Linked DNA regions of Homo sapiens: region 1 is linked to region 2. A link is an interaction called in ENCODE POLR2A ChIA-PET data of the cell type or tissue named here. Cell type or tissue: GM12878. All regions are shown on one strand. Links, peaks and the distances in the headings refer to the core of each region. The heading gives the core; the rest is flanking DNA.

Evidence for each region. Peaks named below come from ENCODE experiments on the same cell type or tissue, not always from the same donor. Only the 100,000 strongest peaks of a DNase experiment are listed, where the experiment ranks them.
Region 1: POLR2A ChIA-PET joins it to region 2 with 6 read pairs; 4 of 35 experiments call an interaction of 5 or more read pairs at or near these places.

Annotation. Positions count from the first base shown.
Region 1 is chr1:28,133,349-28,137,940 of GRCh38, forward strand. No RefSeq gene overlaps it. Among named protein-coding and RNA genes, the nearest start is that of PTAFR, 41 kb to the right of the region's middle. RefSeq lists an enhancer at 1,550-1,599. In GM12878, for the core only: no CTCF peak of the experiment used is centred there; a DNase peak (open chromatin) is centred at 2,433; H3K27ac peaks cover 541 bases.
Region 2 is chr1:27,962,113-27,967,403 of GRCh38, forward strand. XKR8 (XK related 8) reads left to right here. Exons shown (of 3, transcript NM_018053.4): 2 at 1,385-1,581; 3 at 4,391-5,291. The coding sequence ends at 5,088. Among named protein-coding and RNA genes, the nearest start is that of XKR8, 4.8 kb to the left of the region's middle. In GM12878, for the core only: no CTCF peak of the experiment used is centred there; no DNase peak of the experiment used is centred there.

The sequences.
Region 1 (4,592 bases), core at 40-4,039, 170 kb after region 2:
CTCCCAAAGTGCTGGGATTACAGGCATGAGCCACTGCACCCAGCCGGCTTTTGCATTCCTGATGACCCGATGGCCCCACTGGACCCACCGACTGGATTTTGGCCCCCACCCATAAGCAGACTCAGCATGCTAGGACCATTTTCCACACCTCTATAATTGCATCCCAGCCAATCAGCAGCACCCATTCCCTAGCCACCCACCTCCCTGCCAAAGGTTATCTTTGAAAAACCTTAGCCTCCAATTTTTCAAGGATACTGCTTTGAGTAATGATAAAACGCTGGTGTCCTGTTTAGCCAGTTCTACATGTGTGAGACTCTTCCTCTATTGCAATTCCCCTATCTCGATAAATCAGCTCTATCTGGGCAGTGGGCAAGAAGAAACCACTGGGCAGTTAAACTAGCAACCTCCATTTAACCCAAAACAAAGGGCCTCCATCCCCCGCACAGTCTGTGTTCCAAGGGATGGGCCAGGGGTTTCAATGTCCTTCATAGATAAGGAGTGAATCTCTGGCTTGGCCACTCCCAGATCCCTCTTGGATCATAGGGTAATTCATAGGGTATGCTTATATTATGACTGTCAGGTGTGTCTGCCATACAACCCTTCTCACACCCCTGCCATCACCCATGAGAACATGCCAGACTTTCCTACTGAAGGAACAGACCCAGATGCCCTAGTCTTCCCAGCCAAGGTCAGACTAAATCAATCAACAGCCAGCCAACCTCCAGATGTGTAGCATGTCCAAAGCAGAACAGCAGAGCTGTCTAGCTGATCACCAGATGTATGAGTGATCTGTGATGAACGATGAATGTTTAAATGCTTCCGAAGCATGTGATTATTTGCTATTTATCACTGTTGTGGAAATAGATAACTGAAATAACCTCCTCTATCCCAATAATGTGTTAATTTCCTTTGTAGCCTTGATTGAAAAGTAACTCCAGATGACCCATTTCATTAAATAATCCATGGAGGACAGGGCCAGAGTTGATTCCATCAGACACCCTCTCCTGAGAATCTGAATTTTGAAACAGTGCGGGCAGGATAGGAGATCTTGTTGGAAATCATTCATCATGGTGGTAGTGGCAGCACTCAGGTGAAAATGTGCCTGCAACCTGATCCTAGGCCTTCCAACTCTCCTTTGGTTCCTGTGTATCCCCAAGCTTGCTTCTCCAGCTACCTACAACTTATTTGAGCCCCACCCACATCCTTCCAATAAATTCTATTTTGCTAAAAATAGGCAGAGGCGATGTCTGTTGCTTGCAACCAAGTATCCTAACTGCTACTCCACCATGTAGACCCTAATTCAAGTCCCAGGCCTGCTATTATACTTAGCAGCTGATCCTTGTCCAGGAATTGTACCCCGCCATTATCATGGGCCCAGGTTCCTTCTATCACTGTTCTACTATTGTGGCCCATAGCTTTCACCTTCAAAGTCACTTCAAGGCATAAGATGGCTGCAGGAGCACCAAATTCCAGGCAAGGAAAAAAAAAGGAGGGAAGAGCAGAAGGGGATTATAGCTGAGTAAGCTTCTTTGAAGCACTATTTCCAGATGACCTATCAACTCTTTCACTTTTAGGAGACCAGAATATTCTACCTCCCCACCTCCAAATATGCCTCTTTTGCATAAGGACTATTCTGAGCTGAAGGCAATTGAGAAGAAGCAGATACAACAAAAGGTCTCTACCCTCCCCCATTAGCCTAAAAGCAAGACATAAGTTTACAAAGGCAAAGGTGTCCTTCCTCCCCTCCCAACCACGAGAAACAGAGGTTGATCTCTGAAGACAACTTTAGACCCTCATTTGCTGGAAGAAGACACCAAAGGAATCTATGTGACAAACTTTACTAACTAGCCTTTACCTACTATTTATTTGCCTTCCCCAAATTTGCTTCCCCAGGGGACTCAAAAGTCCTTTTCTGGCCAGGCACGGTGGCTCACACCTGTAATCCCAGCACTTTGGGAGGCCGAGGTAGGTGGATCACCTGAGGTCAGGAGTTCGAGAGCAGCCTGGCCAACATGGTGAAACCTCGTCTCTACTAGAAATACAAAAAATTAGCCAGGCGTGGTTGTGGGTGCCTGTAATCCCAGCTACTCGGGAAGCTGAGGCAGGAGAATCACTTGAACTCGGGAGGCGTAGGTTGCAGTGAACCAGGATTGCGCCACTGCACTCCAGCCTGGTCAACAAGAGCGAAACTCCGTCTCAAAAAAAAAAAGTCCTTTTCCTTTGCCTTGTCACTTTTCCAAAACTTTACTGTTCTTTGTTGAAAATTCTCCATAAGCCTGAATTCAAAGCCACCTCTTTGCGACTTACTCAACCCCTGGGTAGCTCTCTTGTGAACATGAGGTATGCATGTTAATAGACTTCTGTTTATTTTTCTCGTCTTCTGTTACCAGGTTGTGTCCTAGTTAAGAACTATGAAGGGTAAAAGAGGAAGTTCTTTTTCCTCCCCTACAACTTACAGCTCATTGACCATAACTTAGTCACAGGGCTACACCTAGCTATAAGGAATGTAATCTTTCGGCTAGGTGCATTGCCAGCACCTAGATTAAAAACAGGGTTCTTCTACTTAGGAACAGGGAGACAATAGATATTAGGCAACACGCCTTCTTGCTGCAGCTAATTGCTCATGTTCAACAGTATGTATAATAATTCTTAACAGATTATAAAATGATTTCCTCTCCATTACCTTCCCAAGTTGGGCGGTGGTTTGTGCCTGTAAATCTCAGCTACCCAGGAGGCTGAGGCAGGAGGATCATTTGAGGCCAGGAGTTTGAGTCTATTACCTCCCCAGAGCCTCCTAACATATTCGTGCAGTAGTTGCCATTATCTTCATTTTTACAACTGGGGAAACTGAGGTTCAGAGATAGACAATCAGTTACCTAAGGCCAAACAACTAGTGACGTCAGAACTAGGAGACAAATCCAGCTCTAACTCCAAGGTCCATGGTCTTCCCCATTGCCCCTCTTGCCCTCCTGAGCTTCTTTTGGCTGCTGCTGTAGTTAAAGGTCATTTATTGTGAAACATCCCTAATGTTAGGAGCCATTAACAGGCCACACATAAGATCAAGTGTAAGCAAATTGACTATGGAGAGCTGTCGTCTTCTCTTTCCTTTCTAGTGCTCCTCTCTCTCTCCCCAGTGCCCACAGAATACATGAATGTATGTGAAGTTACTTCTGGAATGCTGCCCTCTCCGGCCAACCTGTAGCCTGGGGCAACATTTGTGCCCACTGGGCTGATAAGGGAGGGACATCAGCAGTTACCTAAGGAGAGACAAGCTCTCTGTAATTCAAGAACAATCAATGACCCATCCCAAGTGTTAAATTATCCACATCTTAGAAGAGTGAAGAGAAGGGAATTGACATTATACCCATTTTACATATAAGGAAACTGAGGCAAATGCCCAGGATCACATAGCCAGCAAGTGTCAGGCCTGAGATTCAGGATGATCTCGATCTCCTGACCTCGTGATCCTCCTGCCTTGGCCTCCCAAAGTGCTGGGATTATAGGCGTGAGCCACCGCACCTGGCCCAGAGTTTTATTATTACTCAAATCAGTCTCCCCGAGCATGTGGGGATCAGAGATTTTAAGGATAATTTGGTGAGCTGGGGAAGGCCAGTGAGATGAGAGTGCTGATTGGTCAGGTCAGTGATGAAATCATGGGAAGGTGAAGCTGTCCTCTTGGGCTGAGTCAGTTCCTGGCGGGGGGGCCACAGATCAGATGAGCCAGTTTATAGATCTGGATGGTGCCAGCTGATCCATAAAGTGCAGGGTCTGCAAAATATCTTAAGCACTGATCTTAGGAACAGTTTAGGGGAGGTCAAAATCTTGTAGCCTCCAGCTGCATGACTCGTAAACCATAATTTCTAATCTTGTGGCTAATTTGTTAGTCCTACAAAGGCAGTCTAGTCTTCAGGCAAGAAGGAGGTTTGTTTTGGGAAAGGGCTGTTATTGTCTTTGTTTTAAACTATAAACTAAGTTCCTCCCAAAGTTAGTTCAGCCTGTGCCCAGGAAGGAACAAGGACAGCTTAAAGATTAGAAGCAAGATGGAGTCGGTGAGGTTAGATCTCTCACTGTCTCAGTCATAATTTTGCACAGGCAGTTTCAATCCCCTCTTCCCTTTGTGTAAGTTTTTTTTTAATTGTGGTAACATATAATGTACCATTTTAACCATTAAGTATACAGCTCAGCACATTAAGAATATTCGTATTGCTGTGCAACCATCACCACCATGCATTTCCAGAACTTTGACCTTTCCAAATTGAAACTTTGTACCCATTAAACACTAACTCTCCATTTCCCGTTCTCTCCATGGCAATCATTGTTCTACTTTCTGTCTCTACAAATTTGACTACTCTGGGTACTGTATATAAGTGGAATCATACAATATTTGTCCTTTGTATCTGGCTTATATTATTTAACATAATGTCTTCAAGGTCCTTCCATCTTTGTAGCAAATGTCAGAATTTCTTTCCTTTTTAAAACGGATTAATTTTTTGTTGTTGTTGTCAGAGTGGTGCTCTGTCACCCAGGCTGAAATGCAGTGGCGTGATCTTGGCTCATTGCAACCTCTGCCTCCTGGATTCAAGCAATTGTCC
Region 2 (5,291 bases), core at 661-4,660:
CAAATGTCCTCTTGCCCACAGGACCCCAGGAGATCTTGGGCACACTAAAGTTTGAGAACTACTGCCTCAGGCAACTTTATAGCATGCCTTTCCAATTCAGGTTTGGATCCAAATCCTCATTCCAGTACTTATTAGCTGCTTATAATTTTTTGTTTGTTTTTTAAAAAGAGGTAGGGTCTGGTCAGGCTTGGTGGCTCATGCCTGTAATCCTAGCAGTCTGGGAGGCTGACGTGGGTGGATCACTTGAGGTCAGGAGTTTGAGACCAGCCTGCTGAACATGGCAAAAGCTCATCTCTACAAAAATTAGCCAGGTGTGGTGGCGCATGCCTGTAATCCCAGCATCCCAGCTACTCTGGAGGCCGAGGCAGGAGAATCGCTTGAACCTGGGAGGTGGAGGTTGCAGTGAGCCGAGTTTGTGCCACTGCACTCTAGCCTGGGCGACAAGCGACAGATGTAGACTCTGTCTCCAAAAAAAAAGAAAAAAAAAAAGAGAGAGAGAGGCAGGGTCTCTGTTGCCTGGGCTGGAGTGCAGTGGCACAATCAATCATGGCTCACAGTGGCCTTGAACTCCTGGGCTCAAGCTGTCCTCCTGCGTCAGCCTCCTGAGTAGCTTGGACTACAGGCTTGTACCACCACGTCCAACTAATTAAAAAAAATTCTTTGTAGAGATGGGGCTTGCTGTGTTGCCCAGGGTGGTCTCAAACTCCTGGCCTCCAGTGATCCTCTTGCCTTGGCCTGTCAAAATGTTGGGATTACAGGCGCGAGCCACTGCACCCAGACCTTATTAGCTTCTTGATCCTGTTTCCCCATCTGTAAAATGGGCTTTTGTGAGAAGTAAACAGGACAAGGTTTGTGATGAGCTTGGGACAGTGCTTAGCCAGCGGGAGTAGAAGGTGTATTGATCCCCATTTTTGCTTTTTTGTTTTTTTTGAGACGGAGTCTTGTTCTGTCGCCAGGCTGGAGTGCAGTGGCACGATCTCGGCTCACTGTAACCTCCGCCTTGCAGATTCAAGAGATTCTCCTGCCTCAGCCTCCTGAGTAGCTGGGACTACAGGCGCGCACCACCACACCCAGCTAATTTTTTGTATTAGTAGAGACGAGGCTTCACCATGTTAGCCAGGATGGTCTCAATCTCCTGAACTCGTGATCAGCCCGCCTCAGACTCCCAAAGTGCTGGGATTACAGGCATGAGCCACCACACCCGGCCTCGATCCTCATTTTACAGATGAAACAAGTTCAGTGAGGTTAGGACATTGCCGAAGGCCCCATAGCATGGATGTGAGGAGACAGGTTGGAGCCTGTGTCCACTCATTAGATGGGTGGGAGGCTGAGGAATTCACAGGACACTAACCTGGCCCTCTGGGCATTTGTGTGTGGTGCCTAGGTGCGTGCAGGAGCTGCGGCAGGGGCTGCTGGTGTGGCAGCAGGAGGAGCCCTCTGAGTTTGACTTGGCCTACGCCGACTTCCTCGCCCTGGACATCAGCATGCTGCGGCTCTTCGAGACCTTCTTGGAGACGGCACCACAGCTCACGCTGGTGCTGGCCATCATGCTGCAGAGTGGCCGGGCTGAGTACTACCAGTGTGAGTGAAGGCCTGTGGCTGGCCCCCCTGTCGTGGCTTGGTGGGGGGTCTCTCAAATGTTGGAACTGTTTTTAGTCTTTTATAAAGGCTGCTTAGAAAACAGGAGAACAGGCTTTAGTCAGGCAGATCTGGCTTGAAACCTAAAGTCACTCTACAGCTGTTTGAGTTTGGACAAATGCCTTGACCTCTCTGAGTATGTTTGTTCTCATCTGAAATATGGGCTTAAATCCTCCTGCCTCATAAGGTTGATGAAAGGATTAAATGAGGTGATGCAAAGAAAGCCCATTTCCTGGTACATAAGTTCCTGGTACAGAGTCTCACTCTGTCATCGCCCGTAGTGGAGTACAGCAGCCTGATCATGGCTCACTGTAGCCTCCACCTCCCAGGCTCAAGTGATCCTCCTGTCTCAGCCTCCTGAGTAGCTGGGACTACAAGTGTGTATCACCATGCTGGCTAATTTTTCTTTCTTTTTTTTTTTTTTTTTTTTGTAGAGACGAGGTCCCACTTTGTTACCCAGGCTGGTCTTGAACTCCTGAGCTCAAGTAACCTCCTACCTCAGCCTCCTAAGGTGCTGGGATTACAGGTGTCGCCCACTGTGCCTGGCCCACAAGTCTTAATTGTAATTTTTATAATTTTGAAGATAATGAAGTGTGTAAGGTGCCTGATACAGCATAGGTAACTTTTTAGTTAAGAAACAATTTCATACGTTGGGAGGCCAAGGTGCACAGGTCGCTTGAGGCCAGAGTTGGAGACCATCCTGGGTAACATAGTGAGACCTCATCTCTTCAAAATTTTAAAAGAGAAACAAGAAACAATATATTGAATGCCTTCATCCAGTCAGGTTTTCATTGTGCATCTCTTCTGTGCCTGTTACTGTGCTGGGGACACAGCAGTGAACAAGATGAACCCAGCCCCTGCCCTGCCAGGATGATAGACTAAAACAAGTAGCTACGGTTGAGTGACTGGAAAAGGGAGAGGCAGGGAGCAGAGGATCACAGGGCCCCCTAAGCATGGGTGAAGTTTACAGTGAGGAGCTTTGGGAGGGTTTTTGCATGAAAGGAAAGTGACTTGCCCATTTCCACAGACCTGGACAGTGGCCAAGCTAAAGAGGGCCCCCACTCACATCCGACTCAGGGTCCAAGCCTTCCCCTTTGCCTTCCTCCACCGCTGCCATAAATGCCACAGCCTCTCAAGAAACCAGTCCTCACTCTACCGTCACTCGCTGTGTGACCTGGAGAGCCTTCCTGTGGAAGATGGAGGTTGGACTCGATCTCCAAGGGCCCTTTCGTCTTGCTAGTCTGAGTCTATATATTGATTGAAAAAACAATAATAGCGGCTGTCACAATCGAGTGCCAGCTATTAGCCAGGCCCTGTGGGAAGCACTTACAGTCATCATTGCTCATGTTCACAGCAGCCCTGTAGGTTTGTGCTATATTGATCTTCATTTTTAAAGAGGTGCAGAAAGGTGAGTGACTTGCCCTGGGTTACTGGGCACTCACTGGGCACACGTCTTTGTCTGTTGAGGGTTGGGGGTGTCTAGAACCAGGGCCAAGTGCAGACAGTCTGCACTGTGAGTGTGGCAGGGGGTAAGGGGGCGAGACAGATTTTCCCTACTTTTTATTTAGCAAACATCTCTTTCGCTGCTGTTATGTGCCAGGTACTGGGCTGCTGGGGGATCCCAAGTGAGCAGAGTCTGTTTTCTACCCTCGAGGAGCCCAGAGATAAGGAAATAGATAATTACTGTGTGATGAGACTCCAGACAGAGGTGGGTGGCATGTTACAGGGATACCTGACACAGCTGAGTGGGTGGCATGGGGTCAGGGTGGGTGACTCCCGGGGCTCTTCAAGCTGGGGCCTGCGGGGTAATGGAGGAGTAGGCCGGGGAAGTGGGGCCTGTGCTTCTGGCGACCTAACATCCTGGGCAGAGCTTGTCAAGGTCACGGAAGGTGGCATGCTGGGCAAACTGGAAGAACATCAGCCCTGCTGAGACCTGGGCAAGGCTAATGAGCACAGATCTGTTTCCAGGCTAGGAGTGGGTTCTGGGCGCCTAATAGGTTCCCAGTAAACATCTGTCGAATGACTGCGGTGGACGGGGACAGGGGAGGAAGCAGTCGGGAGACGTGCCGGTGCCACTTCCATCCCTCCCTGGAGGCCCTTGTGCTTCTGCTCCAGGATTGGCAACCAGGAGGTGGGATAGGACCCCTGTTGTAAACTTCTGGATCTTGGAAAATCAAGGTTAGGGGTCAGTCCGATGGCCTCTGGTCTTGGAGGGGAGGGGAGGGGAGTGGGGAGACCTTCTGTCCACACAGCAGGGACATCTCTCCTGGCCCTGAGGGCAGCTTTAGCCAGAGCCTGTTGCCACCCCATGGGATTTTCTACTCCCTTTTTGAGACTAAGAAAGACGGAACTGAGACTGTTGATTTTTAGACACAAGGAAGGCTTGTGTTCTTCCCAGAAAGAAAGGGTTATGGGGCCCTGGAAGATGCCCAGGATGCAGCCAAGGCCCAGGGGTGCTGAGTGCTGGGTGGGCCACAGGTCACATCCTCTCATCTTTGACAAATACCACCCGGATAGCACCTACGCAGCAAAGCGCTGTGGTGAGGGGCAGGCTCTATATTAGGAGTCATAGCTTTGTTTTTGGTTGTGGGAACTCACTGGGTCTTCTCTAGCTGCAGATTTGCCTTCAACAAACGAGGGATTCTAATACCTACCCCAGGGTTGCTGGGAGGGCCCCCACGGTACCTGTGACCGCTGGGGAGTGCCAAGCAGGCTGGCCCCAGGACTCACTGTTCCCTCCTACTCTTTGCAGGGGTTGGCATCTGCACATCCTTCCTGGGCATCTCGTGGGCACTGCTCGACTACCACCGGGCCTTGCGCACCTGCCTCCCCTCCAAGCCGCTCCTGGGCCTGGGCTCCTCCGTGATCTACTTCCTGTGGAACCTGCTGCTGCTGTGGCCCCGAGTCCTGGCTGTGGCCCTGTTCTCAGCCCTCTTCCCCAGCTATGTGGCCCTGCACTTCCTGGGCCTGTGGCTGGTACTGCTGCTCTGGGTCTGGCTTCAGGGCACAGACTTCATGCCGGACCCCAGCTCCGAGTGGCTGTACCGGGTGACGGTGGCCACCATCCTCTATTTCTCCTGGTTCAACGTGGCTGAGGGCCGCACCCGAGGCCGGGCCATCATCCACTTCGCCTTCCTCCTGAGTGACAGCATTCTCCTGGTGGCCACCTGGGTGACTCATAGCTCCTGGCTGCCCAGCGGGATTCCACTGCAGCTGTGGCTGCCTGTGGGATGCGGCTGCTTCTTTCTGGGCCTGGCTCTGCGGCTTGTGTACTACCACTGGCTGCACCCTAGCTGCTGCTGGAAGCCCGACCCTGACCAGGTAGACGGGGCCCGGAGTCTGCTTTCTCCAGAGGGGTATCAGCTGCCTCAGAACAGGCGCATGACCCATTTAGCACAGAAGTTTTTCCCCAAGGCTAAGGATGAGGCTGCTTCGCCAGTGAAGGGATAGGTGAACGGCGTCCTTTGAAGCAGGATCAGACCCAGCCAGCAGAGATGGAGAGTGACTCTGTTGGCAGAAGGCAGGCGAGGATAAGCTAACGATGCTGCTGTGGCCTCTATGCACTCAGCAAGAGCGGGACGCCTGTGCTGGGCCGGGCACCAGGGATGGTGCTGAGTCGGGCAGAGGCCTCCTTTCAAGGAGTTCACAGTGAA